Linked DNA regions of Mus musculus: regions 1, 2 and 4 are each linked to region 3. The links are chromatin loops, found by intact Hi-C in ENCODE. Cell type or tissue: heart. All regions are shown on one strand. Each heading gives the region's core, and the rest is flanking DNA. Links, peaks and the distances in the headings are about the cores only. Region 1 holds the start of 9530026F06Rik (RIKEN cDNA 9530026F06 gene). Region 2 holds the start of Pard3b (par-3 family cell polarity regulator beta). Region 3 overlaps Pard3b (par-3 family cell polarity regulator beta). Region 4 has its middle 160 kb from the start of Icos.

Region 1 (7,758 bases), core at 1,821-6,820, 390 kb before region 3:
AAGCAAGAACAGTCTGTGCAGAGTGAAGAGTCACAGGATATCAGGAGCATTTGGAAAAGAGGAAAACGCCCACAAAATGCTGTTTGCAGGGAAAAGCATGGAGGGAGAAGTCAGACTGTTGACAGATCCAGTCACCTGCTGGGAGTTTGGAAACCACTTTGAAGGTATCAACGTGACAGAAAATCTCTCATTGGCAAAGAAATACAGTCAGATGTAGTTTTTAGGGAAAGAACATGGGCACCAAGATGCAGATCGACTTTATGTCAAATGTCAGTTCCAATTGATTGGTCATGAGAACTGACGGGCAGCGTGGAGGAAGACTGTGTGGTCACCTACTTGTAGGTTTGGCAGTTAAGGTGTCATGGTCAATTAACAGTGTCTACTATGAAAAAGGAAGAGAGGAAATCGTGCTAACTTGGCCCTGTGTCTCCTACGACCGCAGCTACTTCAGATCTGTAGAGGACGGACCACACAGGTAAGCCCACAATCAGGCACACAGGCACAGAACAGGACAGTCTTCACTGGCATCCCAGAGGGAGAGGGAGGTACCAGAGTCACAGCACAATGCGGAGGAGATCAGTGAGATGGGCCCAGTGGATGTGATCCAGGCACTAAGGGCATCTCTGGCAGGCAAGTGGGTTTCAGATGAGGATTACAGTATTATAACACTGGAACCGACCTGACTTGGCTTCTCTTCTGGAAGCACCTTGAAGAGGGAGAGATGACTCAGCTGTTCTGGAGGCTGCCAGGGCACAGTCAGCATTTCTTGCCACCAAAGCACTGTCTGGTGTCTGTAGCTACGCGTGCTTACTCGGACATTTCTTATGATTTATTCTCCAGAGTCGGTCCCGGAAGTGGAAAGAGCCAAAAACAGGAAGCACAACCCCTCTAACCGGGGTCCAAAGGCCAGGAAGGAATGTGGGCCCTGACACACAGCAGCAGTCCAGTCTGTGTTCCCATTATGTCAGCAGTGTTTACCCTCCTAGGCGCTTCCTGCAACCTGGAGCGCCTCTAGATCTCTTTCCCAGCAGAGGAAATGACTATCTCTAGGAAGTCATCTCTTTCCCCTCCACACACCCAAAAATGGAAAAGCTGTTGAACTTTCACTAAAAATACCAGTACGATCTAAAAATAATATCCATCAGCTCTGTCTTTGCTCCAGGAAATCCTCACTAGAACACCTCTTACATCATCAGTGGCCCTTGTCAAAGGAGCCTCTTGGAGCCACTCCCCGCGGCTGTCATCCTAGTTAAAGTCCACTCTGAAATGAATCCCCATGTTCCTTCCCCACTAATGAGATTGAGAGTAACTGTTGATCAGGACTGAATCAAATAAGCGCTTTCCCAAGGGACAGATGGTCCCCCAAAGTCTTCCGCAAGCACCCACACCCAAGAGCTTGTTTCTTTCCTGTCTGTCTGGCTTCCTCTAAGCTCATTACCGTTTCGGTGTCATTTTCCAGAACAGGAAAGAGAGTGCAGGAGGTGTCCTTTAGAAGCTCGGGTGGACGGACACAGCGGCTGACCTGTAGCTATTTGTTAGGGAACCACTGACAGACACTTCAAGTGTTTGTTTCTGCCCCTTTCTCTACTGCTGGCTCATGGGGGCACTCATTGGTCTGGCTGGCTAGGGTCAAAAATTCAAAGCTAAAAGTTGGCCTTTGGCTAGGTGGTAGAGGTAATTGGGGGAGGGAGGATCCTGTGGGCTAGCCTATGTAATACGGCCTCAGAGAGAAAATGTCTACACTCCAGCCTTAATGAGAGCGATGGAGAAAATACAAACAATAATGAACCCAGTTTCTAACCTGTGTGTTAGAGAATGTTTCCCTAACCATTGGGATGAGTTATCAGTTTTACTCTCCAAATAAGGGTGCAGATGGGTCTCAAATAAGGACCCTTATCCAAGGAAAATTAGTATAGTGTAGGTTTAAATTCTGCTGTTATTGTGTTGAGCTATCTAATGCTGAAGGACTCACATGGACTCTCTAATAAGATTCCTGTCTCTCATCTGTGAAACCACTATCAGTATGGTTATTAAAGATTTTAAAATGCACAACGCCTGTAAACAGGCCATTCTCCATATATGTCTCTGCCAATTATTTTTCAGTGCCAGTGATTGAACCAGGGCCTCATGAGATGAATAAGCACTCTACAGCTGAACTACATCCACAGTCCTTGTTTGTTTGTTTGTTTGTTTGTTTGTTTGTTTAAAACAATATCTTAGTTGTGTAGACAAGGCTGGCCTACCATCATGATTCTTCTGCCTCCACAACTTGAATGCTGGGACTGTAAGCATGTACCACTATGACCAGCTCTGTCTCCTTTACCAAGAGCCTGTCCATGTCTCTAGCATTCCTCTAGTATCAGAAAGTCCACAGACAAGATGTCAACAAGATGTAAAGTAGAGGAGCAGGGCTGGAGAGATGGCTCAGCGGTTAAGAGCACTGACTGCTCTTCCAAAGGTCCTGAGTTCAAGCCCCAGCAACCACATGGTGGCTCACAACCATCTGTAATGGGATCTGATGCCCCTCTTCTGGTGTGTCTGAAGACAGCTGCAGTGTAGTCATAGACATGAAATAAATTTTAAAAAGAAAAAGAAAAGTATGGAGGGGCATAAATCGAATACCAAGAATGGATTTTTAGTGGTTTGAGGGACAGCCATGGAAGGTTCATAGATGACACTGACTAAGAAATGTGTGGTCTAAAGTGACCTATCTGTGCTACCCTTCAGTCTCATCTCTGGAGAGCCCTGAAAAAGAAGGAATCCTGTACACAGGATCACCTAGAATTCAGGCACATGAGCCATGCTGGGTTAGATAGTTTCTAGCCTCACCGTCTGCTCCATCACCATCTCAGCTAGGACCCCAGGAAGGGATCAAAGATTAGGAAGGTCACAAGTTGACTCTATCAACAACTTCCCAGGCAAAGGAATTCTGACACCAAGAGACCAAGAACAGTGGGGTTTGGTGGTGTTCTTTCTAAAGGAGTGACAGAAGGAAATTAGAAGTAGCAGGAAGGATGCTTAGGAGACTAGCAGATGGAGTCAGAATGAGCATGGGGACAGAGGCATTGCTTTCTCTTTACTCCAGAGCCAAGACAAAGATCCCATGACAGACAGCAACACACCTACACACACACACACTCACTCACACACACACACACACACACACACGCACACACGCACGCACGCACGCACGCAGACAGACAGACAGACAGACAGACAGACAGATAGAGATATAATGACAAAACATTATATTTCCTGGCACATATGTATAGCAACATTGCAACCTGTATATTATTGAATGTTTATTTCTCACACGGAGCAGCTGAGGTTTTCATCTAAGTCAAAGAGATGGGAAATTAGATCTGTACCTATGGGAGTGCTGACAGGAGCCCAAAGTGACACAGAGCAAAGCAAGGCTGAGGTCGTGCTGGGGTTAGTTTTCGGTATTGGCTTTGTGTACAGTTGGTAATGCTCCAAGGAGGCTTAGAGTGAGGCCAGGAACACACAGACAAAGTCAACAAAACCACTAAACTTTAAAATGATTCGATAAGGAGCAAAACAGAAAGGAAGAAAAAGTCAAAGCAGCCCATTGGATGACATGAAAAATAGGGCGGGGCGTGGGGGGCATGAGGGGTGGAGCATGAGGGAGTGGTATATCATAGGGTGAGGATTGGGAGTCACCAAGACACAAATACCCTTAGTTTCTGCTCCAAGGCAAGTTCACACCTCCTGGGAGCCAAAAGAAACTCCCAGGAAGCCCTGAGGGACATCTGAGAGATGATGATAGATGGTCACAGATATTAATTGGAATGTCACTCCCTTAAGAGCAGGGGTTTGGGTGTGAAAACTCTGTTCAGTACAAAGTAGCCTCTCAAACTCCATTTGTTGAACAAATCCCCTCAGCTGATAACGTCACCCAGTCATCCCTTAGCAGAGTAAGCTTTGGACACACTGTGAGACACGGATGTGTACTGTTCAAATTAATCTTCATTCTAGACTCACTGTTAATATCTTCATTTCTAACATTTGAGGGAATTAAACCCAAGTATTAGATATTAGATTCTGCCTCACAGATTCTAGTAAATTCCAACAATACTGCAAATTATTATTGCTTCATGCACACAGTGGCTTGGTGCTAGTTTTAAAGCTGGGCAGGCAGTCAGAGCTTTTATGTTGAGCCAGGGGCAAGCCGAGGGATTGCTCTCGGTTTTTTGTTTTGGTCTGTTTTTTTATTTTTTTTTTTTGGTTTGGCTTTCAGCGTGATGACAGAAAGGACCCGCTAGGGGGCAGTGTGTGCACAGGTTTCAGCCAAGCAAGCCCAGCGGTTTATGGCCGCTCAGGTAATCCTGAAGGCAACAGGGAGATCCAAGAGTCTTGAGAAACAAAATTCACTATATGAAGTTATTCTTTAGGTGGAGCAGAATAAAGCAGCCCGAAAAGACTGCACAGGAGAAGAAAAGCTAGTGACACAGCAAAAAACTGGGGGATGGTTATTTTAAAGGTTTCACCGCACCGGAGCGCTTACGGCTTGATACAGGAATTATTCGGTATTCTCCTTAATGATTGCTAAAGGGCTTTTAATATTTTTATTTATTACCTTTGACATTTCATGTTTCTGAAATCCATGCAGAGCCGTGATTCATTTTTCTTGTCTATTGTAGGTAGCAGTTAGAATTCAATTAAAGTTAACCACTTTTAATTGGGCAATGATAGCTGATGTTGCATTATTGAGTGCTTCAATGTTCTGAGGGGTTTACTTACATTTTCTTTTCTTCGCTAATGCTCCTGGATAAGGAGACTTTTATTAGTTGTATTTATTCCCACTGGAGATGTGGAGAGATGGTGTTGATACTCACTCCAACATCCCAAGCCTCAAGGTCTAGACCAGAAGCCATTTCTCTTAACTATTTTGCCGTTTTCCCCTAGAGTGCACAGCTTCTCACACCTCTTGTTAAAATGTAGATGCTGATTCATGGATGTGGGTGGAGACTGAGAGTCTGCAACGTAGGCCAGTTTGCAGGTGACTGCAGTGCTGCTGCGTTTTCCATGGGCCTCATTTTTAAAAAGTGAGCACCTGTGTCGAGGTGAAAGGTGCAGGCGTATACAGATGTGCATGATCTAATCCCTACACTCAGATACAGATGTGCATGATCTAATCCCTACACTCAGACAGCCTGTGAGTAGGAGAGATGAAGAAGGCACATGTCCAGGACCACAGAGTAACAAACAGAACAATTCCATTGATATGAGAACAGGACTTGCTGACAGGGGGTGAAATGGACCCCAAAGCTTTGAAGGGTGCCTGCGGAATGAGCAAGACCTAACTCACAAAGCATGACCAGCAAGCCTAGTGCAGACACGGGTCTTGCAAGGGTTGTTCAAAAGGACAGGGAACTGAAGGAGGGAGGGGCGAGGAAGGGAGGTCGGAATGCAAGTCACTCCTGGAATTAAGAAACACTGTCTAGAGGACGCTCAGAATGGACAGCACCCAGCTGCTCAGGAAACCTCAGTGCGGGGTGAGATGAACCAGGAAATAGATGGCGGTAGAGGCGGTGTTGACAGAGCACAGAGGAGGTAATCTGAATAAAAAGAACCTGTTTAACCCAAGTTCTGGGATAGGACAGTACCATGCACACTAGAGGAAGAGTGCCTAGACCTGTTTTCCCATCTGTCCATAGAGAAGCTATGCTGCAGCCATGGTTCAGAGCAATGCGGCTCTCTCTCCATCGTAACATATCATGAGTGCCGCAGCAGAGGAGACTCCAACTCCGAATTCTGTTTTCATTAGGGCTGGGCTGGAGCTAGGAATTTATGTCTATCTTCTCATGTTTATTTGGTTGATAGGTATGCGCAGGCAACACTGAGATCTATCACTCGGGAGCCACGGTTCTCAAGTGAGCAGCCTCGACCGACCGGGAGGCAGCTTTAGCATCGGTGGGAACTGATGGGAAATGCAAATCTTGGTCGGGTTCCCAGACTCATAGAGTCAGAAACTCAGGGTGAGGCTCAGAATCTCTGTTTTAACAGACCCTTTGGTGATTCTCAGGCAAGTCCAAGTTTGAGCACTGGTGTATTCTCAGGCCTTCCAACTCCAAGTGTGGTCTAGCTTGGGACTTATTACATTAGCAGAGTCTGGGACCCGGCACCTCGCAGCTACTGAATCAGAAGCGCGGGTCAAGAGACCAGGTGAGGAACGTGTGTGTTAAGGTAGGGAAGCACACTGAATCCCAGGGAGGACAATTTAAGGTTCTAGAGTGGGAATATAACATCATGGCAAGAAAACGTGGAAGACAGAGTTTGAGCCGGAGAGAAGGACATGGACCCAAACGCATATAAATCATCTTGGTCCTGCAGGACTTACTAAAAGAAACCCCACAGAGGAAGTCTGCTTGTTAGCATCACTCCCCAGACCTTCCTCCCGAATGCTTCCCTTCTAGACCCCAACAGAGAGCTGCCAGGCCTGGGGTGGAAGTCTGCATTGCAGAGCGCAGGGCTCCCTTAGTAGTGGACTTCTGCCAGCCATCGATCCAAGATTAAGATCTCCCTCTGCAATACAACTGCACTCAGGCCCCGGCTCCAGCTTGTAGAATATTTTTGATAATAAGAAAGCCTAAATGAAGCATCCCTTCAAAGGCCTTCACCATTAATTTGGCACAAGGAAAAAAGCCAGCACATTAGAGCAGGTTTTCCAGTCACCCTGCCTGTGTTGTAGAACCTCTGAATAGACATCCATAATGAAATTACTCAGAATGGAATTCATTACCTGACTTAAGATTTATTGCTTTTTAACTAGAAATATAAGGCTCCGCACACTCTGCTCCCGGAGTTGGCTGTGCGAACGGTCCATTCCTTCTCTCCAGTTTGAGTTCGGGGGAAACCCAGCAGAGGAAATGCTAATCGGGTGCAGGGGTTGTGGGCAGAAGAATGGGCTGAACAATGCGGCTTCATTAGGACTGGCACATTGGAACCCCAGGACTCTGGTGCTCAGTTCTGCTTCCACAATCTCACCACAGGGACCACGGGCCAGTCACCTCCCAACTAGCATAATTGGAAAGACTCTAAGAGGCCCCGAAGTGCTGAAGTGCTGTAAATTGGCAGCGTTCGGTTCTGATGAACATTAAAGGGAGTGCGTGGTTAATTCCTCCGCTCATGCTGATCCCACAGTCTTCCCACTGGGGGCTTTTGGCTTGGAGCATCGTGGCGCCATTTGTTCTGCCTGGATTCTCCACCAGGCCTGAGACCTCAAGGTGAGTTAATAGGCTCGGCTTCTCCACACTTTATTTTAATCTGTATTTACCATCATCATAGTTATTTTAACAAACCCCGGGTGCAAGGCACGCCATAGAGCACTGCACAATGCAGATAAGAGCAGCCCGGCCCAGGCCCCGTGGCGGAGGCCAGCAGCTATGGTTGAAAGGTGCTTGACAGCATCCTGTCTTACAATCCAACCCAAGATGCTCCTGGTCCCCTAAGGCCTGACCTTCTGCTAGATGTCTTTTTGGGTCTTCACCTCTCTGCAGTTCCTGGGCCATCTCCTCTGGATTGGCAGGAGAGTGATGTCAACCGCTGGAGCCACTGCCCATGGTGCTCAATCCCGTCCCCGTTTTCTCCTCAGTGACTCTCCTTCTGGCACTCGGGCACACAGTGTAAAAATATGGCTGATGGTGGCTCTCTACGAGATAATAATCTTAAACAGACGTTGCTTGCATGGATAATAGGATAAAGTAAAACAGGATGGGCAAATTGATAATTGCAGAT
Region 2 (7,758 bases), core at 1,181-6,180, 130 kb before region 3:
GTAAGATTATCTCCAACTCAACGAGTTTTCTATGATAAATACTGACTGTTGTAACTGACTCCTTGAAAGCCAAAAAGTATTTTTTTGTCTTAATAGAATAAAACATTGAGATGGATTACTGGTCAACTATGAATTAACAATTACTATTGTTTAGTCAACGCACACTATTGTTCTGGCTCCACCTCCCTGCCCCTGTTGGCCCCTATCGAGAGCTGGTGGATCTCTCGAGGGGACGTGGTACAGGAATGGCCGGGGGCAGAAGAGACCTCAGGCAGAGATGAGCCTGCTGAGAACAGACTCTTGGGAGACTGTTTCATTGAGATAGCTAAGCTAGATGGGGGTGAGTATGAAAGGTACTTAGACCTTTGAGGGGTGAGTAGGGGCTTTGGAGATGAGTGTACATCATTGGCTGGGCCCAGGATGGTGGGGGTGGCTCATTTGCATAAGGAGGCTATCCAGGTGCTACATGACATGATCCTTTGATGGGAAAGGAAGGATAACCTGTCTACTAGGCTATGTGACTTCCTCTGGGGGTAAAGGTAGGGGTGCTGGGCTACCTGTGCTGGGTTATACAGGCCTAGGGTGAGAAGGGAGTAATCCTACTTCTGCCAATCTCAGCATGAGATTTCTGGGGTTTGGACATGCTTCAACCCACTCTTGCTCTGGGCAAGCACCCTATAGCTCCACTGCTGCCTGGCCCCACAGCACCCCTCATGGTACCTGACATTTTCATCATACCTCTTAGAGTCTAGGCAGTTCAATAATAGTGGCCAGTGTGATTGCCTACTGAAGTATTGGGAAACAAACAGGAAATCTCACAGCACAGGGGATGTTCATCCATCCAGCAGGCAAAAACAAGATAATGGAACCCAGGTCTAGACTCCTCTAATATTACTAAATCAAGGCAAATTATTTATTGTCTTCTGCCTAGGAAGCTCCCAGGGCATGAAATATTGATTTAGGTGTTTGCTAGGCATGGATGACTGTGTTGCTCTTCTTAATATATGATGAATTGTTTCTATGTGTGCCATTATGAGGCTGAAAAGCAAATTAACCAGGGTTATTTAATAAACATGAAATATAAACACTAAGCCCTATGCCCAGTTACTAGTGAGGGGTCATGAAAGTGCACAGGGTGTACTGCTCAAACGCTGGTGTAGCTGCAGGCTTCCGTTATCTACTGCAGACATGGATTTTGCTGCATTCCATAAGACCTGCTTCATCTAATCTGTGAGTGGGATGGGGCGAGTCTGTGTGTTCTTCATAGTTAACTTGGGGAATCTCAAAGCCAGGAAGCTGAAGGCTCTGGGTACCCGAGGAGAACTCCTACTGGCTGTAAGAGTTTGTAATGTGAAGAGAACCCTGGTCCACTGGAGTTGAAGACCAGTTTGGGGACACGGTGAAGGACCGGGGATGGGGGTGGGGGGTGGGGGGTGGGGGCACAGAGGAAGCAGTGTGCACTTGTTTCTCGGCTGAGAATCTTTGCTTTGTGCTTTCCAAACCTTCATACAATTCTCAGTATAGCGTGAGACCACTCATTAATGCCTGGCATTTGCATGTGCTCAATTTTTACTATTTCCTGTGGAAGACTCAGCAGAGAAACGCCTGTGAGCCCACTTCACTGCGAATGGAGACAACATTAGTGTAGTTAATAGCTGGAGATAGTCCCTGAAGATACACTTCATGATCCTGCCTCCAACTATGCCTCAGAGGGTGGCTCAATGGATTTTTTTGTCTGGTTTTATGACAAAAATAATTCTGTCTTTGGTTTACCTAAATCAGTCTGTTAGATTTGCAACCCAACTAGGCTGTCTACTGTGTATTTCCTCCAAGTTGACTCAGTTTACATGACCCTCTTCATGGCCACTGACATTGAATAAGGTGCTTTCGTGGGACATAATCAATGTATATTGAATGTAGGAGTGTAAGTAGATCAGAACTCCCAGATCCATAATTTAGGACCAAACCATCCCCAGCAACTCAAACTCAGTTTAAGTTGACATAGGAGCAACTCTGGTAGGAAATGGAGGATACCCCGGGGGATCTTATGGATGCACTAAATTGCCATAAAAACTGTCAGGAGCCACTAGAGATTTAGATAGGAGGACCTGTGTTCTTTGCACCATAACCAGCTGTGTCACCTGCTCAGTTTCTGAACACCAGTCTGTTTTGATTTTGAATCTTTCAGTGCTGAAAATCGATGACTGGAGGGAAAAGTTCTAAATTGAACCGCACCCCCAGCAAGCCAAGCACTCTTCTTTCTGTACAAGGTAAGGGGAAAGTATTTATTTTCCAGCTCAAAGGAGCTGTTTACTTAAGAATTAAGGATGCAGACGTTACTTGTTGATCAGAACTTCTCCCCATACCTTGGGTTCAATTGTTCGAGGACAGGAACCTGCGAAATCATGACTCAAGGGTGTTCTTTTCGTCAACAGATGCACAAAGGGAGTCCCCCTTCAAAAGGAAAAGTGTAAACTTTTACACCCTATCATATTTGGATTTTGGGTGTGATCTTCGGTGGAACACTTGGCACCTGCACAGTGGCCTTAAAGTTCCCTCAGCTTAGCTAGCTCTCTTGTGGCTCCAAAGCAAAAGCTCTGCCTTCAGTCAGTCCCACCTCTCAGTACTTCAATTCTATGGCTACTTTAGAAGGTGTGGCAAAAGCACCTGCTCCGGAGCTTCCCTTGAACCTCCCTCCAACTCTCATTTTAAGGGAGTTGCTAGGCCAGTTTCCTATCTATTCCAAGTGTGCTTTATGAGATCCGGTTTCAATTCCCCTGTGGTAGCTCCCAGATCCCGTTACAATTCCCGGAGCTCCTTGTACATGTGAGGGAGAAAGAGAACCAAGTGCGGGCAACAAGCTACCCAAGGTCTAGTTACTGGGGCAACCCCGGGCTCGGTGCAACGCCTCGGTGCGCTCTGTGGTCCGCGAGCGCCGCGGCCCCTTTAAGAGCCGGGCCCAGGCTGGCCCGCGGGCCGAGGGAGCCCAGAGCGCCGCGCGCGTCGGAGGAGTTGGGAGCCGGCGCAAAAGTTTCCTCCCAACTCTGGCCCCGCGCGCCGCCGCCGCCGCCCACTCCAGCCCGGGGCCTGGGGCCGGCCCTGCCACGGTCGCTAGGGCCACCGCCAGAGGCAGGGCCGGGCCGGGCCGCACCCGCAGTTTCACTTTGGCGCGTGGAGCCTCCGCTTGCGCCCGGCCGACCCTCCGCGTCCCCGCGTCTCCGAGCCCGCGTTCCCGCCCTCGGCCTCCCGTGGGGCTGCAGGGGAGCAGCTGTGGGTCCCGGTCCCGGAGGCACGCGTGGGACAGCGTCGTGTCCGCCCCACGTCCCCCGACGGAGGGGCTGTGCCTGGGGGCCAGGCACCTGTTCGGCCCAGCCCCGCGCGGGAGCCCAGGGCCAGGATGAAAGTGACAGTGTGCTTCGGGAGGACGGGCATCGTGGTGCCCTGCAAGGACGGCCAGCTCCGGGTCCGCGAGCTCACCCAGCAGGCGCTGCAGCGGTACCTGAAGACCCGGGACCAGGTGAGGGGCGCCGCAGGGGGCGAGCATGGGGCGCGACCACCGCGGGGCTCACTTAGTAAGTGTCCTAGGCCACGCACCTGCCCGTTGCCTTGGACCAGGTGGCGCTTTTTCTGGGGCTCAGATCACCCCCAGCGGCTGGTGAGCGCTGCCTGCAGCCACAACTTTTGCAGGCTGCTAATTTAAGGGACCCAATTAGCCCTGTCTTGCTATCCAGAGGCTGGAGAAGAAATGGCGGCATCCCACTCACTTGAGGGGTCCTTACAACTCCGCCATCTGGGGCCTACTCCCAAGTCCACACACCCAGTCTGTTCTGTAAGACAGCCCCAGGTGTTTGAGTAGGGGTCCAGAACCTACTTGTGGGGACACTGTGATGTTACCCTGTGCTGCTCACCTGAAGTGTGATTTCTGACCAAGTCCCGCCTTAAGGAGGCTCCTTGGAGTTTGAGCATTGATTGGCTCAAGAAACACCTCCAAAGTTATAGCTATTGGTGCTTTGAGAGTTCTCAGCTTGATGGGAGGTCTCCCAGTGACCTGGGCAGGAGGTGCTCCAGTGGGGATGCTGCCCTTATGCCAGCTACTGCACTGGGGTGTATTCAGCGAATGCCACAGTTTCTATGAGTCATAGCTAATGAGAATGGTTGTAGTGGGTTCTGGGTTACTCCCAAAGTAAGGCTGACCCACTGTTCTGCTGCTCAAGTTAGGAATAAGTAGCAGCCAAAAGCCAGCACACAAGTGGCAGGACTCCAGCACTCTGGTCAGGCATCTGGGTGACTTGTGAGAGTTCTGGTTTCCTCTATGGAACCTCTAAATGAACTCTCTAAAAAGCACCTTTAAAATTGTTTCAGTTCGTCCATGGCCTGTTTCGGATGCTTCAACGACCTCGCGAACAGATAAGCCACAAACTCTTGTTTTAGTAGACAAACTCCTGTTTTAGTCCTTTTAATATTTGTTCGCATAATGCTCGTTGTAAACTATAGTCCAATCTTGAGATGAAAAACTGTAATTTTAATGTCATATATGTTATCCAAAGTATAGAAATCACTTTTCTTTTTCCAAGTACATAGTTTCAAATTTTTAAATTACATATATTCATTTAATATGTGTATGGAGGGTACATGTATACTACTGTACATATGTGGAGGGCAGAGAACTACTTGCCCAGGTTGGTGCCATGTGGATGGAGATCAACATAGCTCTTCAGGCTTGGTGCCAGGAACCATTACCCACTGAGCCGTTTTGCCACCCCCACGTATTTAGTTTAGAGATCTAAGGCATACCTGTTCTTCCTATACTCCACCTAAGAATTAGTGCACAGAGGGAGACTTTTGATGGGTACATGCATATTTTACTTTGAACAGTCGAGAACTGGAGGTTAGAGAGATGGCTCAGCAGTTGAGAGTACAGATGTTCATGTAGAGGACCAGCACCCACATCTGGTAGATCCAACACGTGTGCATTTGTGTGTGTGCACCCCCACACTTCAAAAAAAAAAAGGGAATGGGAAGAGGTAGAGTGAAAGTCCTAAGGAATTACACATACTCTTTAGATTGTATTCTTCACAACAGAGTTAAAGGAGGGGAAAGATTTAAGATGCGTATAAATCGAGGTATCAATCTAACCCAATGAGGGTTTTGCTTAGATTTGGTTTTTGCTATTGCTACATTGGTGTACTGTTTATTTCATATGATTCCATTAAAAATTGGGATTTGACCAAGTAAACAGTTATCTTTGAAATCATATTTTACTGGCTTATGAAAATCGATTAAGGTTAGCAGCAACAATACAATCTACACAAATTATTAGAGTAGATTTCACGGAAGAATTGTTTACTGAGGTGATAAATTTATCTTTTAATTCATTAGCAATAATGTATGTCCTCTAATCTTCTACATTGAGAAATTTACTGTAAGTGTAGAAATCTGTTGTACAAGGTAATCTACAAGCATATAAATAATCATTAAAAAATGACCACTGATCTTTAATGGATTGTAGTTAGACCTTAAAAGGTGTTAAAAAGCCATTGCTACTCTAAACTGGAAGCATAATTTATATCATAGAACTCAATGTAATTGCTTCGATCAGGTTACTGTTATTTCGGGATATTACATTTTTCTGTGTTTGCATTTATATATTAGTAAATGTGACATTTAAAGGTCACCCAAAGCTTATGAAATCTCTCTCTCTCATTTTTGAGTTTTAAAATTTCAATTTATGTGGAAAATGATGTTTTCCTCTTCTCTAAATATTCTTGTCTTCTTTCATTTTAAAGAATATTATAAGAATAAGGCTTAACTAATAATTAGTGGTTGGAATGTAACTTGAAATGTCAAGAAACACTTTGAAAAACTCTATGCATTTATCCATTGAATTAAAAAAATTGTGGAGGAAGAACAGTACTGTTAAAATACAATTTGTGATGAATTCACTTTCTACAAGCCAGGAAGAGAAATTTAAAGAGATGCAATGGAAGAGAAACCTGGTGGAGACGTGAATGTTTCTCCCAGAGTTCTGAATAATCTAGATGGGAGAAAGGCTTCAAGACAGATAGAAGTTGTAGTTTCCAAGGGCCGAAGTGAGTGGAGCCCAAGGAGGTCCTTCTAGATGTTGTAGCCAGCATTACAGAAGGGACACCAAAGCAAGCTGGAATTTGTGGTATGTTGGAACCAGCTGAGTCAACATAAGATAAGGCTAGAAGTAGGTGAGATGCTGAAGGAACAGGAGGAGCTTTGGGGGAAGGCTTTAATTTGCTCTGAACTCGGGAGCGTTGAGTTTCCTGTTTCTACTGGGTGACTCCCACGCTGGAGGAGAAGTTAACAGTGGGGATAGAATTATGGGATGGCTTATCTTTGGATCCTGGTACTATATCAGTGTCTTGGGCACTAAATCCAATTTAGTGAAGTAGTTTGTAGAGGAGATTGTCTCCTTAAGCAGTCAAGGTGTGGATCAGTGAGTAATTAGTTAAATTTATCATCAAAATTACCTGTCACAGGTGAATGGATAATTGAACTGTAACCTGTAGTCCTGTCAACCCTGGCTGAATATCACTTCTAATTCTTACATATAGCATTTAAAACAAGACAGCTATCTGAATTCCCTTTGCCAAGATTTTAATCAAGATTTTAAGTGTGGTGTGGAACTTGGGCACAGGTATTATAAAGAGCACCCCAATGCCTAGACTTATCTATCACTAATCTCTTGGAACTGGTGAACTCAAGACACTGTGGTATAGATGTCTATATATAACCTTTAATTATAGCAAGCCAACTTTCCTCTGTTGCCACCCAGAATAAATTCTTCTAGAAGATGCTTGTTATTAAGGTGAACATATATACATGTACTTGGTGAGTTGGATGAGTTGAATATAACACCATAGAATAAGGACGAAGAGGGGTGTGTGGCGAGGAGGTGAATTAAATAGTTAGTTGGATAGCGGGCATGGGATTTTTTTTTTAAAGCTGATGTATATATCTCACTGTATATATGAGTAACCATTGTAAGTGAAGGTAACTTTAGTAGGCTTTTCAAAATGAATTTTCTTTTTCTGTATTTAGACATCTTGAATAATTTGTTCTCCAAGTTAACATTTTCCCAGAGCTAGAAAGTTAGATAAGACTAATTCCATCCTCTGATTAATTGTGGCATCAGCATCTAAGTGAATTTATACAATCATGAGATCTGTAGTAGCATTGTGTGACCAGCCTAGAGGAATAGCTAGAACTCTTTAATTCTGAACTTTTCTGCCTTTGATGCCTCTTGGTCTGAATTGATCTTATGGTTTTTGGATACACAGATTAGACTCAGCCTGAATTTGTAAAGCATTTCCTAATTTGCAGAGTCTGATTTCTTGTGGTTTCTAACTTCTGCTCAGTTCTCTGCTTCTCTGATATGTGGCTATGTGATATTCTTTACAGCACCCAGGGAAGCTGCCTCCCCATCAGCAAGGCACATGCTCTAACTTAGTCTGGGGCCTGCCATCGGACTGGCAGTGTATTGCAAACAGGGCTCAGGGACTATGAGTTTTATGAAGTTCCTCTTAGGGTTATATTTTCTTATTGTGTAAGAATTTTGAGATTTCATATACAATTCCAGACTTCTGTCTTCTTTTAGAGCAAACCAATAGAGGTTCTGACAACACTGGGCTTTGCTTTCCCATCAGGCAGCCACTCGTTATCAATCAGACACCCCTGTTCTCTTTAGAAGGAATTACTAATGCTCCAGGGTCCATTACCACATAGCCAATT
Region 3 (7,758 bases), core at 852-5,851:
GATAGAGAAAAATATCTCTATAAGATTGGCCTGTAGGAAGGCCAGTAGTACTTTTTCTTGATTATTTATTACTGTAGGAGGGCCGAGCTCACTAAGGGCACCTTCCTCTGGGGCAGGTAGTTCTGAGTGCCATAAGAAGCAAGCTATGGCCGAGCAAGCTCTGGGGAGCAAGCCAGTAAGCAGCACTGCTTCACAGTGTCCGACTTCAGGTCCGGCTTCCAGACTTCAGTCCTGTTGAGTGTCTGCTTTGACTTCCATCAGTGACTAATTGTGGCTTGAGAGTTGTAAGACAAACTAAACCTTTGACTCCTCACTTTAGTTTTGGATATGGTATTTTCTCACAGCAATAGGAACCATAGCTATAACAATCAATATACCGTATCTTTATTGAGATTAATCATCTCTGTTAAAATGTGTCTTACTTTGGTAGAAATAGATTGAGTCATCAGATTTGCTTGTTCCACCACAGGATCCTGGATACTGGGTGAAGATTCATCACTTAGAATACACAGATGGAGGAATCCTGGATCCGGATGATGTCTTAGCAGATGTTGTTGAAGACAAAGATAAGGTAGATGACTCTGAATACTTTCTTCATTTTCCTATACCAAGCAGCATATTTTCAAGCCATTCAATTTCTTAACAAACTCATATGTCAGTTATTATTAAAAGATACCATCTGTTTTGGTTTCACCTGGACAGCTCATAAATCAAAGTTCTTCATCAGATGTTTGCCTGAAGTTTGTCGAAGTTTGGGAACTTTTTTTGTGGTGGCCTAATTAGCAGACTCTTCATTCTCAAGAGCTCCCAATACATCTCAATAAATTAGTGTCAGCTACAGAGGCTGTTGGAGCCACTGCTGCTGTTGGAGTTTATTCCAGACAGTTGCTAAATATTCATCTTAATGCCTGAGGTTGGAACGTGTTTTGTGTTTTATACTGGATAATATAGTAGGGTATGGATGACTCCCAAAGAGCCACAGAGTAGATTTTTCTCAAAGTAGATGGCACACTGTATCCTGTGTATGTCTTTCTTTCATGTTAATCCTCACCCTGAAACAAAAGAAAAGCATTGCACTGAGTATGTTGAATATTTAGGAAATTTTAAAACTGTTCTTTTAATTATTTGGGAATAATTCATCACAAATGTAGCATTTTAATGGAATTTTGCTTCTTATTACTTTGATGAGGTATAAAAGGAAAGTATCCCATGGCAATATCCTAGATTATTGTCATTGAAACACACTGTTTAATATGAGCTGTGTTGTCCTTAGAAACAGAACTGCTTCCAAGATTTCTTCTCTATAACATTAGCACTGTTTATTTTTATTTGTAGCATGTCTCTCTCTCTCTCTCTCTCTCTCTCTCTCTCTCTCTCTCTCTCTTTCTCTCTCTCTGTGTGTGTGTGTGTGTGTGTGTGTGTGTGTGTGTGTTACGTTAATATTTGCAAACATAGTCTTCTATTTTATATTTCTTTTGACACTTGGCTTGACTTACTTCATATGGTAGTCAGCCACACAGTAAGCAAATTGTGTTTCTAAGTAGATTGCCAACTCCTAGAAGGCAGGGGCTGAAGATCCTTTCCTCCTCTGTATTTCTTATGTTAAGATATCTGGTAAGGCATTTAATGACCGTTCTTTTGTTGTGGTTTCATTTTAGCTACTTAGATTGACCATGAAATCAAGAACTTCCCTCACCTGAGCCTCCAGAGTGCTGAGTTTGCAGCCTGAGCTACCGTGCATAGCTACAGAGTGTTTCATGATTTCCCCCTTATAACACCAAATGATGGCCATTCATTTGCCTTTTCCCAGTTCACTTTCTGCTTCTTCCCTGGGAACACCTTCCTTTTTTGAGATAGTTGAGATATTTGGCTTGATTTTTAATAATGAAGGCCGCCTGCATCTCAAATTCCACTGCCAGTGTGTTCATACAAAAAGCAAGAAAATGCTACATTAAAGAAAGGGCAGAAGATACCGGCTCATCCTGGCCTTATTTCAAATCCCATTTCAGGAAGGGAAATTCTGTTAACAATATCTGAGGAGATCTGTCTGATGCAGCACTTTCCTCTGATGCATTCTTTCAACTGTTTCCTCAAGGCCTTTTCAAAATGTAGCTTGTATCTTAGACACAGAAACAGCGTTATTATGTGTGTCTTTTTGAAATGGGACTTAACACCACTATTAAATACGGAGACAAGGACACAGTCAGCTAAGAGCCTAGCAGAGGATCCATATATGTTAGCTACAGCTACAGCTTTCCTCTTAGTGCACATTCATGGCTCTCCATGATGCCTGCCATTGTGCTACACAATCGATAAGGATTTGCACTTTTCGTGTTGCCTGAAGAAGAATCACTCAATTTTCTTCTTTTTGTTAAAAAAGGAAAAAAATAATCAGTGAAAAAGAGAGCTTTCTTATATTTCCTGGAAGCAGAGCCCACCAAACTTGTTTCTCTTACTTTTAGTCAATTCACAGTAAGTAGTAATTTCAACTGATGGTTTGTGGACCTCCTGTTGGATATCAAACCTGCTCAAGAAGGCTGGAGGCACAGTTGGGCTTTTATGTGTAAATTACTTGGTGAATACTCATTCACAGATGGAATATGGACAGAGAGCAGGCACAGAGAAGATTGGCTGGGTGTGAAGACTCATGCTCAAGTCATAACACTTGCATTCCTGGGATGGACTACCTACAGGGGAACTGGCAATGAGGGCTGTAGATAGGCTGGACCAAGTAATGGAGAAGCCAAGATCCCAACAGCAATTACAGTCCCAAAGCGGTGTCAGCTGTGGTTGCTTTGCTTTCGGAAAATCAGTGCAGTTCAATAAAGGCTAGAAACTAGAGGTGGAATGATTTGATGTAAAATTGGAGAAAGATCTAATTCATTTACTTAGTTTGATAAAGAGATGACTTCTGAATCCCATGGTCTTGTTACTCAATAATAGACTCTTAAAACAGTAACTCACATTGTGAATTGTTGGCATGGTTAAAAAAGACAACTACAACATAAAACTATGTAAATATGAAAGTATATAATTTTTATGAAAATTGAATTCCTTCCATAACCATACATACATATGTATATATGCCCTAGCCCTAACCTCCAACCCTAACCCTAACTGTAATACATATATACACATATGTGTATATATATGTAATATATATACATACACACACACACACACACACACGTGTGTGTGTGTGTGTGTGTGTGTGTGTGTGTGTGGTGTGGTGTGTGAAGTATAGTATACCATCACAGAAAATTTCTTTATTTACAGCTAGGTTTTACAGATGGGAAGTGCTAAACTTGAAGGCAGGCCAGGAGCTCTTGACTTGCACAACTGGGCCTTGACCCTTGAATACCATGTGCTGTCTCATGTTCAAGTACTACACTATCAGCTCAGCTTTGTCTTTGTGTTTGGTATAAGTACTTGTTAGACTTTTGTCTGCCTTATCCTCAGGTTCAACAATTTATTTAACAGCAAAATGTTAGTTAGTGTAGTGTTAGTGTAGAAGAGTTATGTGTTTAGTGTCCCTTGCTGTCTTTTAATGATATAATACTATTATTATGATATTTTCATGTGCATGTCTTGATTTAAGTACTAAGTGTTTGAGATTAAGTACTGAAACACCAAAGAAACTAACTTAATGCATACTTTAATAGTTTCAAACAAATCTTATAAAATTTGTTTTAAAGTTATTTAATTGCTCAAAATAGTTTTATAAGGAGATACTTGATTAATATGACACAATATTTGGATTAAGATATTATTATTATGTGAGAAATGAAATGCCAGCAGGACTAAATTTAGAACAGGAACACACTGTCTGTTAACATACTCAGCATTCAGGGATCTTCACATATTCAAAGGGAGACTCTTGTGCACAGTGAATGAACTAGTGACCTAGTCAGACACACTGCCACTTGCTTTCTCAGAGCACTCTGTTGCCCTCTGGTGGATGGCACAGTCACTTAGAAGCCAGCTCAGAAAACAGTTTGAAATTTGACACTCCCCCAGTTAGAAAATGTCTTTTGTCTTTTTAGTATAGATCCCAGATCAGAGGTGGATAGTAAAGGGAGAGTTTACACATACATATCTCTGCTCTCTTAAGTTTTTCAAAAATGGCCAAGGACACTCTTTGCATTCATAAAACTTGTTTCTATTTTTGGCTTTCTCAACTTCCTTTTTACTGACTGAAAGGTTGATGGCTGATTGTACTAAGATATGTGTGACTTTAGTGTGTAACTAGACAATCCATGGTGTATGTTGTGTTTTGCTTGGGAAGTGTTGTTGCTACATTAATCCTTTTTAAAAGATACTGAATTATTATATATATTTTTTTACAATCCTGGGTTATTTTTGAACACTTAATTTATTAGTGATACTTCTACCTTAACATAAAATAATTGTTCTAAATCTATTATATTTTCTTAAATAATAATATAGTAAATTTAATTCTGGAACACTTACATTTTGAAGGGATCTTGAAGTTATGATGTGCCTAGAGGTTTAAACAGTGCTTCAGAAAGAAATATGGAAGCTTGTAGGGGAGGAGAGAAGTGCTTCTGCTTACAAGGCCCATGGCACGGGCCTCAAGATGACTTTCTGCTAGAGAGTAATAAAATTATAGAATTTTAGATCCAAAGTATACTAGTCTTATGGACTAACTTTAACATCTTCCTAAACAGGAAGTATCTGAACCAGGGAAGTCTCTTGGACTCCTGGACTTCATGACTGTGGCTGGTTTCTTTCCGGAGTCCATTTTAGCATTTCCTCTTTGGCATTCTGATCGAAGCTGCTGTTGAGGGCCGACTTCTGCCAGGGGCAAGCCCTATGTTCTCTTTTCTCTCCTGTCAATAGAATATCCTTCTTCTAGTCTTGAACTAATAAGTTTTTTCAAAGTCTTAATCATCTGAGCACAGTTTATTTTTAATTCTTTTTTCGTGTTTTTTATCCCCATCTTTGCATTTACAGAGATAACAATTTTAATAAATAAAAGTCCAGACTAAGGTTATGGCAACTGTTGGGAATGATCTTTGTTATTGGTTTTCTTACCTGAATGGCTTTCAGCAACGTAGCCCCTTTCTTTGTGTCATGGCTTTCTCATGGGTAATTGAAGCTAAAACAATGCAGTAATTTTATGTGATATTATATCATGTGTGATAAATAACCTAGCCACAGTGTGAAGCCACATGCTCAGGAGAATAACTGTTAGGTTCTAGTGTGTTACATTACATAGTAAATTTAGCTATCAAATATACTATCAAAGTAAAAAAGATTGGATTTGCATTATTTTAAATGTATTGCTTAAAGCATATCCCATCTAGGAATGTGGTTTTCAATCTGTATTTACAGATTTAGAATCTCTGGATTCAAACAGCTGTGAATCAGAAGTACCAAGAAAAGAATTCCAGAGAGCATCAACGACTTCACTTGTGTTTGCCCTGTGTCAGGGCTACACTGAATGTGTATGTAAGCACACCCCACCTCACAGGTCCTCAATCTCTCTTTAACATTTGTTCCACCATTGTTATCTGGAAGCCTAGGATGGTTGTCCCTGCTGTTGGGACACATTGGTTTTACCTCCCCTTGGCTTTAACACATGATCAATACAATAGCTGCATATGGAATAGTTATGCTCTGTTAGCTATGCTTAGTAATGTGCCCATGCTTTAAAATACATATATAAAGTACATATGACTCATATGCAACTTCTTGTCCTGTTAGGGATGTGGGCATCTATCCATAGAGGTTGGTGTCTGAAGGACATCCTGGGACCTGTCACTGTGGATGATAATAGGCATTTGTACTTGAATAAAGTACAAGTCTCATAGGTTCTGTTATGAGTCCCTGGAATACCCACTTCCCCCCAGCTGTCTGAAGCATGCTAAATGGCAACAGTAGTAAAGCTATGGTTTCTTTCTTACATGCACCTCCTACCTGTTCTATACTTCCAGTGTTTTACTTGTTTAGCATGCCTATTGGTCCTTGTGCCTGGTCTCTGATAATTTAGGACACATACTTACATATGTATATGTATATGTATATGTATATGTATATGTATATGTATATGATGTATATGATGTATATGTATCTATATATGCATATATATGTATACATATACATATATATATATATATGCACACATATACATACACATACATACATAATATTGGTTGATAGTTTTATCCATTGCTTGTTTCCAGTGCCTGTAACTGTGCCTAGCCCTTACTTAGAATTCAGATAATGTAGAAAAAATAAATGAACACTTTCCAATGTTAAATAATTTGATCATTCAGAATTTCAGTTTTCTCACTGGTAAAATGGGAGTGGTAAATAATCTTAGTGTCACAGGGAAAGATAGAAGTTGTGTGTGAAAATTCAATGAAAATATTAAAGCACTATACACATAATAAGGATATACTTGTACCACTTCCTTATTTTTTATCGATCTTTAAATATCCAGGTCAAACTATTTTTTAGCAGTCAATACTTTTAGATCACTTCAATCCCAAGTGGCTTTTTGAGCACTCTAACTTCATATACATAATTAATACTTTAATATAAGCATTAATATTTGACCCTTGGCATTTTGAAAATTTTAATGTAAGAAGGGGATGGTTTTTTAAAGATTATTTTTTAGCACCTTGACTTAGTATGGGTGGTGGTGTTGTTGTCGTCGATGATGATGATGATGTTTTTGTTTCTTTGATTGGATCTCAATATGTAGACCAGGTTTGCCTGTGAATTACTATATAGACTAGGCTGGTCTTGAACTCACAGAGAATCACTTGCCTCTGCTTCCTAAGTGCTGGGACCAAAGGTATTTGTACCACACCCTATTTATACTTTTGTTTTAATAAACATCTTTGGTTTTAGTCACTGATAAAGTTGAAACTAAAGTTGAGAGTTTCTATTTCGCTACCTTTCCTTTCTAGGAACCTATATTGCCCCTTAAATATTGCAGTAGGAAGCAGTGTGCAGGCATGTACCAAGCCCAGAGGAGCCCTCTGCATTAATACTTCTGTGACCTTACTATGGCAAAGATAAATGGTTTTGGGAGATAGTAACTACAGCTACCATAATCCTGATGATGGCCAAGTCAAATATGGACTCCCCAGTGCCTTCTACAGTTTACCTGGTTGGCATCTATAGCATGTCTATACGTGTACACGTGAATGAGACGCATGCAGGTGTCTAACCGCTGTGGTTCAGCTTTGCAGTGCTCAGGTCAGGGAAGCAAGAGTTCCCTCAAAGGACAAAAGGAATCATCAGGCTTGATGCTACTGCTCATGCAGCTGCTTCCTGTAGTACAGCAAAAACTAAATAAAAAATGTTTGCAAGAATGCAGATAGGACAAGGAAAAGATCCAGTCACACTTGAGATCACAATAATGCTTTATTTAGAGCCAAAAAGCAAGTCAGAGAAAAAGAGTCAAGGAACCTAGCCTCCTTCACCGTACAGTGTGCCCTTAGCCATACGTTGTCTTGCTGCTTACTGCTCTACAAATTTTCTCTGTCACATTAGTTTCTCTTGATGCCACCTCCATAAGTATATATCTATGCTGAGATTAAGGGTTAGTCAGTCTCTACAGAAACATGCATGTTATGTAAGTTACAAATTACAATTGCCCTATGCTGTTTTAAATTATATCAAATAGAATACTGCAGGGTTTACAAAACACCCTCTTTTAAAATACAAATACCTGCAGGGGTTAATTGGTAACCCATCAATTATGAATTAATTAGACTGTATTCC
Region 4 (7,758 bases), core at 1,067-6,066, 630 kb before region 3:
GACATTTTTGGTCAACGGTGGACCACATAGGTGAAGAGACTCCATACAATGGTAGTGAAATGGAAGAAATTCCCATCTCCCATTGATGTCAGATCACGTGACTGAAGAGATGCTGGTGGAAACAAAGCTACCACCCACCACAGCACCAATCAGAAAATGCAGCAATGCAGCGTGATGAGCTAACCACTCTGTTAGCTTCTGCATCTACTATATGATGCTGTTACTCATTTAGACCCTCATTTTCAGGGTTCCTGTAAAGCAGTGCGGCCTATTATGCTGTGAGCAGCTGCATGCTCACATCTCACAGTTACTGTATCTCAAATTAAAGAAAAAAGTTTTGCTGTGTGTATTAACTGCATGTGGTACTGTGTTACGTAAGGACATTTTCATACAAGCATATATTGCTTGTTATGCAAATTCTCCCTCCTCCCCCTTCTCCTTGCTTCCTCCCCCTCCTGTCAGTCTCTTTTGTTCTTTGAGACAGTTTCATTTTTGCTTTCAGTGCAGATACATGTGCAGGCTTTAATGTATCTATGTTATAATCTACAAGCCACAAGTGAGAGAAAACATGGTATTTGTCTTTCTGGAACCGTCTTAATTTGCTTACTATTGTTATCTCTTGTTGCAAATGAGATAACTCCATTCTTTTTTTTATGGCTGGAAAAAAATCCATATTGTCTGTGGACCACATTTTCTTTCCCACTCTTTTGCTGCTGGACCCCATGGTTGGTTCTGTGACTGCCCTAGTTCACCTAGTGCTAGTGCTAGCATGGCTGGGCTAAGTATCTCTGTGATGATCGACGTAGAGACTTTGGGTAAACACTCAGAAGTGGTGTGGCTGAGTCATGTGCTTGATTTAGCTTTAGTTTTTTGAGGACCCCCTATTCTGATTTCCATAGTGACTGGATTAGTTTACATTCCTACTAGCCCAGTATCTGAGTTCCCTTTAGTCCACAAAAGGACTAGGGGTAAGGGTTAGCTTACTGCAGCTCTCCTTCAAATCAATACGTCAACGTGAATGACTGACTCACACCTCCTAGGTTTGTGTAAATACACTAAGTGCTGTTCACACAATGACAAAATTGCCTAGCAACCAATTTCTTAGAATACAGCCCTGTTCCTAAATAACGCATGACTATAACTGTGAGGTCTCTTGAAAAGTGTTCCATGAACATTAACTATAATAAGATTAGCGTATACATTAAATTAAAATTTACTCTCTCCTTTAAATGTCCCATGAAGCTCAATTTTCATTGAACATATGTGCATTTTCTTTTCTGGCTGAATCCTGGTGTATTATTTAGACAAGGCCCTGCTCTTGGGAACATATCAGGGCCAAACAGCAGACACAGGAATCTGTTGTTTAAGCAGGAAATCTATAGAAAATGAAAATTAGTTACTTAAATGAAGTTGAGTGTTATTTTAATATCTGAAATTAATCAATTAATCATCATGGTTATTAACATATCTTCTTCATTTGATAAAGAAACAAACAGAAACTCAAAGACTATAGGGCTCCTGACAAACTCTCACAGATTGTCTTACAAATTGGAGAATGGCTGAAGAATGTGCCTTTCTGTCCCATCCAGACCCTGTCCTCTACATGGGTTCTGGAGATCCGATTCAAGTCCTCAACCTTGCAAGCAAGCACCTGCTGACTGAGCCATCTTCCCACCTTGCCCTTGTCCCTTTTAAATGCCTTCCGCATCTCTACCACCACCACCAGACCTGATCCCACACTTCACACCCTGTGTAAATATTTTCTAACATAGTGGGAGTTTAGCTGGTGAGGATTTATTGACATGTTTATGTAGTGTAGTAGTGCAAAGAAACATTTGATGAATGTAGTGGTTTGTTTATTTGTTCAATGGCCAACACCCTCCCCTCAAAAACCAACAAAGGTAAAACAAACTCCAAAAATCAGAGCCTTGAAGTACACAGTAGGTCTTTTATAGTTCCATTTCAGGAAACATCACTAAAATATTATGTTATTTTTTTTCACAGTCATTAGCTAAAGGAGGCTCTACTACGCATACCGAAACCATCAGTAGAGTGGTGTGTGTGTGTGTGTGTGTGTGTGTGTGTGTGTGTGTGTGTGGTGGCTCATAGCAAAAACTGATGGGGAAAAGCTTATTGAGGGAAAAATCTGTATGTGTTTATTTCATGCTTTCACCATGAAATAAAATATTCTTATTGTTCAATTTCTTAAGAAGATTTACAATGTTGAGTATCCAAACTTCTTAAAGAGGTTGAATATTTTCCTCTGACTGTGCCTCATTAGAGCTCAGAGATCAAGAGTAAGGCAGGAAAAAGGAGGCGGGAAGAGAAAGTGAGAAACAGAGAAACCAAACCGTGGGAGGCAGAGATACTAGACCCTAAGACAGGGGTGGAAGCCACTGGGACTCAGTCATAAGAAGCCATTTGTTTTGTTTAACTATTTGTAGATAAAACAAAGACCAACATTTGAAAAGCCTCATGTCTCTGAGGCTAAGAGCACACACTGATCTTCCAGAGGACCGGAGCTAAGCTTCCAGCATCCACACTAGGCAGGAGGCAGCACACTGCTGCCTGTAACTTGTCAGAGAACCCAATACCTCTGCCCTCCAGGCACAGACAAATAATTTAAAATAATAAATATCAATACTGAAAACGATCTGATAATAAAAGAGAGACAGAGAGAGCAATAGCTATAGTAAGGCTGCAGTTCTCCTTGGGTAAGTCAATACGTGTTAGCCGGATCTGCTGGGTGTTGCATCCATTAGCCAGATCTACGATAGTTGCGGGGTAGGGGTGGAGTTGGGATGGGTGTGTGTGGTGTGATCCACCGGGGATGATGGGTTGTTAGTTCAGGCTTCCAGGGTGGAGCGAGTGAGCAAGTGGAATTTCCACTAAGGTGCTACCCAGAGTTTGTGTGCCCACGCTCGGCGCTACATACCAGGTGCATTAAAACCAACATTAATTAGGTAAAATAAACAATTGGAGCTTTCTGCAGGGCGTTCCACTTAAATACTAGATTCCTTTTACACTGTTGCTTCATGCTGCTTCTGACCTCTTTTCTGGTACAGTTTTGAGATAGGGCTAAGTAGCTCTGGCTCTCCTGGAACATTCGGAGATCCATAGGCCTCTGCTCCTCCCGCCCCCTTTACCCCACCCCACCCCTGGACACCACCATGCCAGGCCAGGCCATACTTTTTGTTTTTTAATGTTCTTGTATATTTCTGGTCACAGCAACTGTTCTTTCTATAAAGAAATTTCTTCAGATGTATAAACAGGCAATCACATTGTAAGTTTTATCTGATTATTTTTCTCTGTGGGAGAATTCCCGGAAGGATCGAGGGATATCTGTCATCCCTGCTCCAAGCTATCTACCCATGGTTGTTCTGTGAATATCTACAGTCATGTGACCGCCTACGTGTATTTTGTGGCTTTTAGAAAACTGTTACCAATTTCAAAAGATCACACAAAACTCCTGAGAACAAAATAAGGCTATAACACGGGTTTCACAGTCCTGAATTTGTATTTATCACAAACCCACTCACTCTCCAGTTCAGAACCCCTTCTCTTGGGAGCATCTTTGGTTCGTACAGTTAGTACAGATTCTCCCCACCCTCTATTCTTCCCATCACAGATATTCAGAAAATAGAAAGTATATACTGGAGGATCTATAGAATTTGCAAGTTTTGGAAAGCTATAAAATAAAAATTTTCTAGACCGGAGCTCATCTCATCTCATTCTGATTTTGAATTTAAAAAAAAAAAAAGTTAAAACAGCGGGATTGGGTTCAGTTTACTCAAGTACTCAAATTACTGGGTGGAAAACTCCAGTTGAAGTCGATGTTCTTTTCCTAAAAGCAATTTGTTCATATGTAAAGAATAAGAAGGCAGTGATGCCCCTCTTATTTTCCCTTGAAGCCCTGAGGGGTCTCCTTGATGCTTGGGGTTCCTGAAAGAGCCTAAATCCGCAGACCCTGCGAGAGTGGGGGCGGGGAAGCGCCCCCCCCAAAGAATTACCCTCATCTTCCTCCAGGTGTCACTACAGGCCTGCGCATTTCTTTCGCCTCCCCTCACCCTCCTTGTCCATTGATAAAGTGGAGGGTGATTTGTGATCCGCCTCGCTGTGATTGCGGAGGGAAACAGCCATCTTGGCTTGTCTCAGTAGTAGATTTGTTTTTCTAATTTCTTTATACTTGAAGGTTTACCAGATGCTTTATTGCCAGAGCGAGGCTGACTTGCGGTCTCTTTTCTTTCTCCTATCCCCGGCCCCGCACCCCTCCTTTTTGTTCCTAGAGACAATCAGTGTCTCTGGTCCCAGCTGCCACTGCTGATTTTTCATTACAGTTTAATTTAAAACTGGGATTGGAATGGAAATGTCTTTTTGCCATTTGGGGTTTGCAAGGCCTGTGGTTTTATTGCCAAAGGCACAAATGTTAGTTACTACTGTTTTTCCAGAGTTTGCTGGGGAGGGGTGGAGGTAGAGATGTGGGGGGTGAGAAAGACAGCTGGACTCTACAAAAGTGGGAGGGGAAATAGAGGGGGAAATCCCTCTCTGAAGGCAACGTTATTCTGAGAACTGTTTTGTCTGATGTTTTCAAGAATCTCATTTGGGTCTCGAGGAGGAGAAGCTAGAGATGTATCTCCTTAAATGTCCTTCCCTGTAGGTTAAATATTTGTCAGCCCAGCTAGTGAGATACTAGATGGATCACTATAGAGGGTGATCACCAGGTGGGATCTGCACTGCCGGGGGGTGGGGGTGGGGTTGGGGGAGATGGGTTCCCGCTTAAGGATAGTACATCTGTGGATCCACTTGACTGCAGCTGGCAATGGGAACACCCAAGGAGGGACTGCTCTGTGTACAACCTCAGAGGGAACAGTCTGTTTATAATTGCCATCACATAACGTCTTTCACTAGCTTCTGCCTTCTTGCTCCTTTGCAATTCTCGAATTGCACTCTTAGAGTTTATTATCCGCCAGTCACGGAACCCAGTCCAGTCACAGGCTGGTCCCTATAATCCCTCAGAAGGTTCTTAGTGATGGGCTGAGGGCTGGGGAGAGGCTTCAGTGCCCTTAATCCCTGCACTGTGGAGGTAGAGACAGGAGGACCCTGGTACTGACTGACCAACCAGCTTAGTCTAATTGACAAGTTCCAGGCCAAAATGAGATAGAAAGTTGCTGAGGAATGATACCCTGGGTTGACCTTTGGCCTCAAGATAGGCACGGGGTGGGGGTGGGGGGCGCGCGTGAGCACACACACACACACACACACACACACACACACACACACACTTACCAGTTTAATGGACTGATTTAATTATATTCAAATCCTCCTAAGATTGGCTATGTTTGTACTACTTGAGTGTAAAACTGTGAGAGAAGGACATTCGTACTCGAAAGTAGTCCTGCAGGAACAGCAGGCAGGCAGGCAGGGAGAAAGGAAGCCTTCCTCCGAAAGCCCACATTTAAATACTTAGTATCTTAGTATCGACATTGAGAACAGTTGTTTCCCAGTTGTAAGGGATCTGCAGAAGCCAGAGTGTCTTATCTGTCATGCTAAAAAACAATTACTGTCTCCCATCCCAGCAAGAGCCCTGCTCTTCCCGGATACACCAGTTTGGGATGTCAAACTGAATGCTCCATTATCTCCAAGATCCCGCTGACTCCTCACAGGTTGAACATTTCAACTTCCCTCCAACTGGCCTCAGGCAGCTGGGAGGCTCGTGAGCCTGCCTGGGGTAGACACATCTCACTGTGCGGAACAACTCAAAGGCTCTGGGAACTTCCCAGGGCCCTTCCAGTTTCTGTTGTCAGCCTGCGTGTTTTGTGTGCTCTTGGTTAATTGGGACATTTTGTCCAAAAGCAGCCACGTACCAGGCAGGGCCCTTTTATAAATTGCCCCTATTGGCTCTGGAGTTTTCCATTCTCCTGCTAGAAGGAGGAGAGGAAGTGGTTGGAGCAACCTTCCAGAGATCCCACAGACTTATTTCCAAGACCCTTTTGGTCATCTTCAAAACCCACAAGAACATTCTAGTGGTTTCCTCACAGAAGCCATCCCACATCCCATTAACAAAAGGAGAGAGAGATCCACTCCAACTCCCCCCCCCCATCCAGTAGGTCAGAGTTCATGACACACACAAGGGGAAAGAAAACAATAACAAGGAGAGAGAGGCAGGCATTTAACTCCCCCGCCCCCACAAACATTCCGCCCCAACCCCAGCTGCCCTGCCTCGCTCTGACAGCCACCCATGGAACAAACAACAACAAATCTCTCACATGTCCTCAGCCATGTGTGTTGCTCAGAAGAGTATTCGTGTTGCTAAACTGTTCAATGTGACTCTGAAATATGGGTGAGGAAACTCACTCACTCCCCAGAGAAGGAGGGAATGGGTCTTTGAAGAAAAGAGTTATTTTGGAATGCACACCATTTTTTTTCTGGGTGAAGAAAATTGCCCTGCTCCTACCTTTTGCCAGTCAAAAGGGATACGTGGAATTCCAAGCAAGAGACTCCCAGGGCTGATGGGTCTATGCTATGAGGAAGGAGGTCAAATCTTTAAATACTTTCCCTGGGGGACCACATGTTGTGGTGAGCCCCTGACAAAGCAAATATTGCAGTCAGAAATTTCCCAGTGTTTACCAGGGAAAATCCGGGGAACCCGTGGGCTGAGTATTAACTGTCCTGTGTGACAGGGAAACGGGTGTTTGCTCTTCCTCTGGGCTACCAGACCCTCTTCAGAAATCTCTTGGAAGTTCTCGTAAACTTGCATCGGCGGCCACATATGGGATCCATTAACAACTTATTTCTGCTTGTTCATAGCAAATTTTTGTCTGGTGACTGCGTCTGAACTTTGGGGTGTTTTTGTTTGGCTTTACACCACAGAGAATCCTGTTGACTGCTTTGAGGTTTGAGAAAATATTTAGCAATAAGCGGGCTGTGGTTGGGGTGAGACAAGCAACTGTGATTGAAAGTTGGTGGACCGTTTGCTCCTCTAGGAAGCAGAGGGACAATTTTCTTCTTCAGAATTCAGGGGATTCTAGAAACTGCCAGCAGCTCTCTGGGAAGACTTTTTCCCCTTTCCTGATGAAATTAATAGGCAAGGGCTTTCTGGCTATCTCTACCTGTTTCGGAGTAGAAATTTGGGAAGGTTGCTTTGCCAGGATCCTTTGTTTCATTTAGGAGAAAACCATGATATTCTCTTTGGAAAGAGCGCTAATAACCCCAAGTTAAGAGGTGTCAAATAGCTACATTGTAGCAATATTTGGAACTAAAGTTACTCGTGTATGACAGAAGCAAAAACAAAACAGATTTGAAGGCTATTAGCTCAGAGGAAGACAGGCTGAGAGATTTAGATGAAAATTAGCATTTCTTTTTGTTCTTTAAAGTAATTAACAAACTAAACACTACGGTTGGGTGCTTTCACCCAGAGCTAGCATGGTGGGGTGGGGGTGGGGACTTCAAACATTGCTTTTGAAGTGGCCCCCAGCAGGGAGGACCCCACAGTTTAGGCTACTTTATAGTGGTAATACACTGTCTGGAAAAAACAGATGCCACAAAATTGCACAGATTGTGTCTCTAAGCATCTGAAACCCTAAAACTTCAGGGGGCCAAAGAAGGTCTCAGCCTTTTGATTGAGAGAGAGAAAGGGAGAGGGAGAGTGAGAGGGAGGGAGACCTAAAGTATTAAATTGAAACAGGCATTTCATTTCTTTCCTTCCTTTCTCTCTTCACCTCAGGAGACCTAAGTTAAATTCCGCTTAGGTCACAGCCA

What was found. A loop is a pair of places that touch in the nucleus more often than their neighbours do. Peaks named below come from ENCODE experiments on the same cell type or tissue, not always from the same donor. Only the 100,000 strongest peaks of a DNase experiment are listed, where the experiment ranks them.
Region 1: a loop joins it to region 3, with 5 times the contacts of the local background. A loop is called at or near these places in 36 of 42 quality-filtered maps.
Region 2: a loop joins it to region 3, with 2.4 times the contacts of the local background. A loop is called at or near these places in 4 of 42 quality-filtered maps.
Region 4: it touches region 3 in a loop (2.3-fold over the local background); 4 of 42 quality-filtered maps call a loop at or near these places.

Annotation. Positions count from the first base shown.
Region 1 is chr1:61,372,983-61,380,740 of GRCm38, forward strand. It overlaps 9530026F06Rik (RIKEN cDNA 9530026F06 gene), which reads left to right and starts at 5,450. Exons shown (of 5, transcript NR_040483.1): 1 at 5,450-5,574; 2 at 6,028-6,186; 3 at 7,014-7,247. In heart, for the core only: a CTCF peak has its summit at 4,287 (motif pointing right); a DNase peak (open chromatin) is centred at 3,619.
Region 2 is chr1:61,635,846-61,643,603 of GRCm38, forward strand. It overlaps Pard3b (par-3 family cell polarity regulator beta), which reads left to right and starts at 2,979. Exons shown (of 23, transcript NM_001081050.2): 1 at 2,979-3,517. The coding sequence starts at 3,398. In heart, for the core only: a CTCF peak has its summit at 3,629; DNase peaks (open chromatin) are centred at 2,996, 3,596 and 4,126; H3K4me3 peaks cover 1,833 bases; H3K27ac peaks cover 1,161 bases.
Region 3 is chr1:61,767,479-61,775,236 of GRCm38, forward strand. Pard3b (par-3 family cell polarity regulator beta) reads left to right here. Exons shown (of 23, transcript NM_001081050.2): 2 at 470-571. Pard3bos1 (a long non-coding RNA gene) reads right to left here. Exons shown (of 4, transcript XR_373443.3): 4 at 4,476-4,608. Among named protein-coding and RNA genes, the nearest start is that of Pard3bos1, 94 kb to the right of the region's middle. In heart, for the core only: a CTCF peak has its summit at 3,957 (motif pointing left); no DNase peak of the experiment used is centred there.
Region 4 is chr1:61,135,349-61,143,106 of GRCm38, forward strand. No RefSeq gene overlaps it. Among named protein-coding and RNA genes, the nearest start is that of Icos, 160 kb to the left of the region's middle. In heart, for the core only: a CTCF peak has its summit at 4,022 (motif pointing right); a DNase peak (open chromatin) is centred at 4,113; H3K4me3 peaks cover 650 bases; H3K27ac peaks cover 1,954 bases.